2 separate regions of the Homo sapiens genome follow, and region 1 is linked to region 2. Evidence: read pairs that join two places in POLR2A ChIA-PET (ENCODE). Cell type or tissue: MCF 10A. All regions are shown on one strand. Each heading gives the region's core, and the rest is flanking DNA. Links, peaks and the distances in the headings are about the cores only. Region 1 has its middle 13 kb from the start of KIF14. Region 2 overlaps DDX59-AS1 (DDX59 antisense RNA 1).

The links. Peaks named below come from ENCODE experiments on the same cell type or tissue, not always from the same donor. Only the 100,000 strongest peaks of a DNase experiment are listed, where the experiment ranks them.
Region 1: POLR2A ChIA-PET joins it to region 2 with 5 read pairs; 28 of 35 experiments call an interaction of 5 or more read pairs at or near these places.

What each region holds. Positions count from the first base shown.
Region 1 is chr1:200,631,082-200,635,481 of GRCh38, reverse strand. No RefSeq gene overlaps it. Among named protein-coding and RNA genes, the nearest start is that of KIF14, 13 kb to the right of the region's middle. In MCF 10A, for the core only: a CTCF peak has its summit at 841 (motif pointing left); no DNase peak of the experiment used is centred there.
Region 2 is chr1:200,682,151-200,686,550 of GRCh38, reverse strand. All of the region lies in intron 1 of DDX59-AS1 (DDX59 antisense RNA 1), which reads right to left. Among named protein-coding and RNA genes, the nearest start is that of DDX59, 14 kb to the right of the region's middle. In MCF 10A, for the core only: no CTCF peak of the experiment used is centred there; a DNase peak (open chromatin) is centred at 2,410.

The DNA.
Region 1 (4,400 bases), core at 100-4,099, 51 kb after region 2:
GAAGGCCAAAGCAGTGGGCAGATTGCTTGAGCTCAGGAGTTCAAGACCAGCCTGAGCAACATGGTGAAACCCCATCTCTACAAAAAATACAAAAATTAGCCAGGCATGGTGGCACACACCTGTAGTCCCAGCTACTCAGGAAGCTGAGGTGAGAGGATCACCTGAGCCTGGGAAGTTGAGGCTGCAGTGAGCTGAGATCATGCCACTGCACTCCAGCCTGGGTGACAGAGTGAGACTTGGTCTTAAATAAATAAATAAATAAAGGAGATACCTGCATCAGTTAGATGTATACCTATAATGACCACTTATTCCAATACCAAAATATGGACATAATCTTACAGAAGATTTGTTTTTCCTGATAGATAAGTGCATTTATATGATTAGTCTTTCACAGGTTTAAAATCAATCATATCAGTTATATATGTAGTAGATTGCCAAAAATCCAGGCCATATTATTGCTGCATAGGACTTGTGTAGATAGGCTATGATGGTGACATCTTCTGATATTCAGACCTTATGATCCTTAGTGACCATGATTAACATATGCAAAGGTCTTTTACAAAAAGTCAAATTTCTTTATAGATCTGAAAGTTTCAGACAGCTTTTGAAAGCAGAGTCCATGTCTCTGCAGCTTGCTTGAGCTTTCATTCTCATCTTTTCTAATCTCAAGAAAATGCTAGTCACCAGAGTATTCTGATTAACTGCATTTAATTTTTTAGTCTCTACAAAAGCTAACCAGGAGAAGGTAGAAGAGGTAGGGCTAGAGTTAGAGATAAAGGTTGGACACATGAGAGCAAGTTCACAGAGCTGCTGGGCAGTATGTGAACAGTGCCCCCTGGAGTTGTGCAATGAGGTGTCTGCAAGTTTTGGGGTGTTTGTGAGAATGCAAAGAGGTGAATGTTGTGATCGTAGTTAACCCCCCACAGCATTTGGCATCTTTGGCAGCAATGCAATGACTAGAAGCTAGGACAGCTAGGATTTGGTGCTTGGCTTCCTCCTGGCCTCTCTGAGCTCCTTGGTTACAGCCCTGTATCCCCTCACCATTTATATTCATAGTGCATCCTGGCCTGCTGAACATAGCACAGAACACTGGTGAGTCCCTGTAGTTGGTGGTGAGTGTGGGTGTGCATGGAAGGGCAGACATTTGGCAATAAGTAAGGGAAAAAGTGATGATATTTATCACGATTTCATGAGCATCAAGACTTCATTTTTGTGCTCATTAGGTCTTTATTTCACAAAAGGAAGCAAAATCTCATAAATAAATATAAAAATTTTTATTTGGTTGAAAGAGCAACAAAGTAGCCAGTTACCATAAAGTTTTATGCTTTGTTGGAGGAGCACTATTTTATTATTTCATTTAAAATAAGTATGCTAAATAGTAAAATGGTAATTATGAAAATGAAACTGTGAATTTCATAAAACTGTTAATAATAGCAAATAATCATCAGTTAAGTATTTAGGGGACCAGTTCCTATGCTTTTAACAATATGAAATGAAAATAACAATATAATTATTTTTAAAATAATGTAGTCAATGAAAGTAGAAGGTGAGTAAAGAAACAATCAAAGATCAAAGAAGGTAAGACCATAAAGCAATGAACCAAACTAAATGAGGATGACTGATACTCTTTTTGATTAGTTTTTTTACTAACACTAATAGTTAGGGAAAAACAAAAATATATGGTTAGATGGAGCTGCAATGGACTGATGAAGGTTGAAGTAATTGCACTCTCTTAAATAGTCTCTGGTTATTATCCACAATTTAAAGCTACTGGAGAAGCTAATGATTAAATTACTTCTAAGACAATAGACTTAGAATTCCTTTCTTACTAGTTAATAGACACAGTTTCTCTGACAAATGAAAAGGAGCTATTGTAGATCAGAAATCATTTAGTGATTCTTTAAGGAGCAAGATAATAGCTCAAACTTTTAAACTGTTTAACAAAGGTAATGAATAACACTGCTGTAACATTTCCTGGGTATCAGACAGTGTTCTAACTCCTTTTTTTTAAATTTTTTAATTTTTGAGATGGAGGCTTTCTCTGTCACCCAGGCTGGAGTGCAGTGGCACAATCTCCATTCACTGCAACCTCTGCCTCCCAGATTCAGGCGATTCTCCTGCCTCAGCCTCCCAAGTAGCTGGGACTACAGGCGCATGCCACCATGCCCAGCTATCTTTTGTATTTTCAGTAGAGACGGGGTTTTGCCATGTTGGCCAGGCTGGTCTCAAACTCCTGACCTCATGTGATCCACCTGCCTCAGCCTCCCAAATTGCTGGGATTACAGGTGTGAGCCACTGCGCCTGGCCTGTTCTGACTACTATTGATGAGTAATTTGTTTAATTCTGACAAAAGCTCTATGAAGTAGGTACAATTTTAAATCATCATTTTACAGATTTCAGAGGGGTTACCTAAGGTGCCCAAGGTAAGTGGCAGAGCCAGGATTCAGACTTAGGCAGTCTGGCCTTTGCACCTGTATACAGAACCACTTCCCTGTGCTGAGTTTTGGTAGAGATAGGACAACATATACATTCCTTCCTCTGTATTTTGGGTATTCCCATTTCTTCTGAAAGCAGGCACTGTATCCTCTGTCCAAAAACAAAACATCTGGGGCCAGACAGATCACCTGGCCACTTTTCCCTAGAGAGGGAAAGTATGAATGTGCATGAGCCATTGGCAGCCCACAGACCCATTGGCGGGCTAGGACCAGAGCCCAAGCCTTTGGACATCTTCCATGACATTATTCTGCCTACTTTGTTAGTCCTCAGAATCCCTAGAACATATCTGTGCTAGGCTCTCAGTAACTGCTTAGAGAACTATTTATATAGTATATAACACAATAAAAATAAAACCTATTTAGAACATTTATATATTATTAAAATTTATATAAAGTAACATAATAAAACACTATAAATAACATAGTGTTTCATTTTTAAATTTTTAGATTTATAGTCATTAAAAAGAAAGCGAAATTCTGTAATACTTGGCAATATATAAAAAGCATCCTTAAAACTGAATTCAAAATTTTTTTTTTTTTTTAGATGGAGTTTTCACTCTTATTCCCCAGGCTGGAGTGCAGTGGCATGATCTCAGCTCACTGCAACCTCTGCCTGCCAGGTTCAAGCGATTCTCCTGCCTCAGCCTCCCGAGTAGCTGGGATTACAGGCACACGCCACACCACCACACCTGGCTAATTTTTTGTTTTTAGTAGAGACAGAGTTTTGCCATGTTGGCCAGTCTGGTCTCGAACTCCTCACCTCAAGTGATCCACCTGCCTAGGCCTCCTAAAGTCCTGGGATTACAGGCGTGAGCCACCGCGCCTGGCCAAAAATTGAATACTGGATTGATTGATTTTTTTCCCCTAAAATATTAGGAAGATAATAGTTATGGACACTTGATCTAGGTTTTCTCATTCTCTTTGTTGATATATAATTCAGAAATTTATAAATATTAAACTCTCGGTTGTGACAAATTAGATTACTACTCAGCAAATAGCCATTTCCTTTTTCCTGCACCTTCTTGCTCCACTGACTTTGGGCTTGGCCAATGGAATGAAAGCAAATGTGTTAAGAGCAGAGGTTTTAAATGATCTTGCTCCATGTAGCCACTGCCCCTTCAATCTGATCCCAGAAAGACACATGAAGTCGACCTGAACCTCACAAGCAGCCTGAAATAGAGCCACCCCAGCCAACTATCGGACCTATGACCAAGGAAGTGAATGCTTATTGGAAGCCATTGAAATTTTGGAGGTGTTTGTTATGCAGCATTATTGCAGCAGAAACTGGACTACCATGGAAATCTTTATAGTGGTAGAAAAAGGAAGTCACGTTTACTAACAACTTACATGTGCCAACTGGTTTATATTCATTAACCCACATAATCCTTACAACAACATCATGTAGTAGGAACTATTACTATCCCATTTTACAGATGAGAAGACTGAGGCACAGAGGGGTTAAGTAACTTGCCCAAGATTGCATTCCAGGCATAGTAAAACATGGATTTAAGTCCAAGTCTATATAATTATAAAACTTGTGCCTTTTTCCCACTACTACCTCATATAAGTTTGCATGATTCTTTGTTTTATTATATTATTATTATTTTTTGAGACAGAGTTTCACTCTGTTGCCCAGGCTGGAGTGCAGTAGTCTGATTATGGCTCACTGCAGCCTCCACCTCCCAGGCTCAAGCGATCCTCCCACCTCAGCCACCTGAGTAGCTTGAACTACAGGTGCATAGTACCACACCTGGCTAAGTTTTTTATTTTTATTTTTTGTAAAAACAGGGTCTGACTATGTTGCCCAGGCTGGTCTCAAACTCCTTGCCTCAAGCGATCCCCCACTTTTAGCTTTAGTGCTGGGATTACAGGCATGAGCCACCATGCCTGGCCCTACATGATTCT
Region 2 (4,400 bases), core at 210-4,209:
AGTGTGAAGTGCTATCTCATTGTGGTTTTGATTTGCATTTCTCTAATTACCAATGATGTTAAGCATCTTTTCATGTATTGGTTATCTGCATATTTTCTATGGAAAAGGGTCTATTCAGATCCTCTGTCCTTTTAAAAATTTGTTTTTTTTTTAAAGTATTAAGACTTCATTATAAATTCTGGTTACAAGTCTCTTATCAGATATATATTAATTACAAATCATTTATTCCATTCTATGAATTGTCTTTTATTTTCATGATAGTATCACTTGCAGCACAAAAGTTTTTAACTTGATGAAGTCTACTTTATCTATTTTTTTCTTTTGTCTCTTACGCTTTTGGTGCTGTATCTTAGAAGGTTTTGTCTGACTCAAGGTCATGAAAATTGTGCCTGTATTTTCTTCTACAGATTTTCTAACTTTAGCTCTGACATTAGAGATTAGAGTCTGATCCATTTGATTTAATTTTTGGTAAGTGTGAGGCTGGGGTTAAACTTAATTCTTTTTTTTTTTTTTTGAGACGGAGTTTTGCTCTTGTTGCCCAGGCTGGAGTGCAATGGCGTGATCTGGGCTCACAGCAACCTCCGCCTGCTGGGTTCAAGCGATTCTCCTGCCTCAGCCTCCTGAGTAGCTGGGATTACAGGCATGCGCCCCCACGCCTGGCTAATTTTGTACTTTTAATAGAGATGGGGTTTCTCCATGTTGGTCAGGCTGGTCTCAAACTCCCGACCTCAGGTGATGTGCCCACTTCGGCCTCCTAAAGTGCTGGGATTACAGGCGTGAGCCACCATGCCCAGCAAACTTAATTCTTTTATACATGGATATCCAGTCATCCCAGCAACATTTATTGAAAAGATTATTCTTTACCCTCATTGAATTGGCTAGACGCCCTTGTTAAAAATCAATTGACCATAAGTGAAAGGGTTTACTTCTGGACTTTCAATTCTATTTTTCTGACCTATATGTCTATGCTTGTGCAACTATTAATATTTGCTATGAATTCATCTTTTTTCATATAAATTTTTTCACATTTATTTTTTCAAAACCATTGAGTCATACCAAGCATGCAGTTTTTAACTTTTTTTCTCTTAATAGGCCATTAATATCCTCTGTCATTAAATATTCAACCTAATTTTTTTTTTGTTGAGACAGAGTCTTGCTCTATTGCCCAGGCTGGAGTGCAGTGGCACGATCTCAGCTCACTGCAAGCTCTGCCTCCCGGGTTCACACCATTCTCCTGCCTTAGCCTCCTGAGTAGCTGGGATTACAGACACCAGCCACCACGCCCGGCTAACTTCTTGTAGTTTTAGTAGAGACGGGGTTTCACCATGTTAGCCAGGATGGTCTCAATCTCCTGACCTCATGATCCGCCTGCTTTGGCCTCCCAAAGTGCTGGGATTACAGGCGTGAGCCACCGTGCCCGGCCTATTCAACCTAATTTTTAACGGTTGCATTATATTCCATTGTACAGATGCATAAAAATTAGTTAAACTAATCTCTTACTCAATACTTAAGAGATTGTTTTCAGAATAACATTATCTTTAACATAATAAACATCCCCAAAATATAGCTCTATTTGTATCAGTAATTACACCATAAGAAAAAAAACCTAGAAAGAAAAATTGCTAAGTACAAATATTTTTAAGCACTTGATTAAAAAATACTGCTATTGTATTAATTGACTAGCAATGTACAGGAGCGTGAGTTTCTTTATATGCTTACTAAAGCTGGATATTATCATTTAAAAATCTTGACAAATTTTGAATTCACATTTTATCAATGATTTGTAAGAAGGATATCTCAAACTTAGAAGTTTTTGATAGATTAAGTCAAATACCCAACTTTCCCCATATTTTAAAGATCTCAAATTATGTATATACATGTATACATACGTGTGTGTGTACACACACACACACACACACACACATTTTAGTTTCTTGTAGAGATGAGGTTTCACTATGTTGCCCAGGCTGATCTTGAACTCCTAGGCTCAAGGGATCCTCCTGCATCAGCCTCCCAAAATGCTGGGATTATAGGCATGAGCCACGACACTCAAACAAAAATCTCAAATTTTAATGTTATTTTTATTTTCTATATGTAGTACTGCCTTATTTTGCCTCACAGAGTAAATTGCCATTGAAAGAAAACACTTTGAAGAAAGTGACCTAATGAAGCAATCAATAAGATATAGATTTACAGAGACAGGGTGACTACTCCAGCAAGGCCTCACACGGTTACTTTACATCGATGTGGTCACCAAAGTGAAGTTAGCTATGTAAGTTCTGAAAGTAAATTTGATCAGTGATTCAGAGAGTTGATTGGTCTCTGATGAAAGGACTCACGGTAACCAACTCACCGAAGACTGATATTTAAAGTGGAATGCCTTCTTACTCATTTCTTGTGAGGCACCTCACTGACACAGACCAGATTGCTCAAAATGTTTGCTCAGGGCATGTTTTCTCTTGCATGAGACCTGGCACATAGAAAATACTCAATAAAAGCCAGGCACAGTGGCTCAGGCTTATAATGCCAACACTTTGGGAGGCTAAGGCAGGAGGACTGCTTGAAGCCAGAAGTTCGAGACCAGCCTGGGCAGCAAAGTGAGACCTCTGTCTCTACAAAATTAAAAATTAAAAAAAAAATTAGCCAGCCATGATGGCTTGTGCCTGTAGTCCCTGTAGTCTCAGGTACCTAGGAGGCTGAGGCAAGAGGACTGCTGGAGCCCAGGAGTTCAAGGCTACAGTGAGCTATGATTGTGCCACTGCACTACAGACTAGGCAACAGAGTGAGACCTCGTCTCATAAAAAAAAAAAAAAAAGAAAGAAAGTACTCAATAAATATCAGCCATTATCATTATCGTTATTATCATTAATATTATAGTGCAATTGACTGAGATTTTGCTCATCTCCCCTTTATAGGGAACCCACTCTGATCTTTGAGGTGGCTCTGGACCTTTTGGAGTCATGCTCACTTTGAGAGTCTAATGAATTCTGTGGATACTTCCAGCAGATAAAAAAGCCCATATGTACATATGGAGAATGGGCTAAGAACTGTGCTCTTATGTCCACTATGGCCCTACTCAAATGCTCAGACTTGAGCAGTCCTGAGTTAAGAGTAAAATGCATGTGCAGTTCACAATCAGGCAACCACACTAGAACACTGGGCTGGGACAAACTCTCTTGGCTTTTTTCTTTCATTTTGCTTTGTGCCTTTCTTCTTTTTTTTCTTGGAAATATCCTCCCCTCAGAAAGCCAAAAAATGTGAAGCCCAGGCCTGCCTTGATTGAAGACATAAATAGTCCTCACCCCACCTGACTCATTGCTCTCCTTTTCATTTCTCCCTCTCTCTCTTTTTAAATTTTAAAGTGATTTTTTAAATTTTAAAGTGATTTCACTATTCATGTGGATATTCCATCTGACATCTTGGCCTCTCAGTTCCTCAGCCTTTTTGGCATCTGATAATCTAATCCTCCATGCCCCCTCAGATGACCATGGCATTCTTTTTCTCATGACAATCACTGCACACTTCTGACACTGTAACTTCCAGAGTCCCATTCTCTGACCAGCATCCCCCATCCTTCTGGATTCTCAAGAACTCCTGCTTCAGCAATTCTTCAACTTCATGAAGAACTCTCATTCTTAGACTCTATCATTTTCTCAACTATAATCAGCTATCCATGTCCTCACGTCTTTTTCTTTAGCTAGCCTAAAAGCCACAGCTCATGTTTATAATGACTCCCTTGCAAACACCCTTAAAACCTTTGCCCTTCTCTCCCTGAGCTTACCCTGTTGTATTCAATTAGGAAAGCCTGAAACTCTGCTTATACCCAACAATCTGCTCACTCTGGGCCTGCATGAGAGCAGCCAAATAGTGCTCAGCTGATCTTATTCACCATATCCATTAGTTTTCTTTAAATTCATGGCCCAAAATCTCAGTTGGGTGCTTAGCATACTTGACAATCCTACTATATTTCTTGAAATGTTCTCTTTCCCACTCTTCAAAAAGACTAGTTCACATCTTCCGTCTTTTCAAAGCTTCTAAATGATACCACCTCCCCACAACCCCAGCTGTAGCCCCACTCTTACCCACAGCTTTAACAAAAAATGAATAAATCAAAGCAGACAGCCAGGAGCGGTGGCTCACACCAATAATCCCAACACTTTGGGAGGCTGAGGTGGTTGAATCACTTGAGGTCAGGAGTTTGAGTCCAGCCTGGCCAACATGGTGAAACCCCATCTTTACAAAAATATAAAAAATTAGCCAGATGTGGTGGCACGTGCCTGTAATTCCAGCTACTCAGGAGGCTGAGGCAGGAGAATCGCTTGAGTCTGGGAGGCGGAGGTTGCAGTGAGCTGAGATTGCACCACTGCACTTCAGTCTGGGCAACAGAGCGAGACTCCATC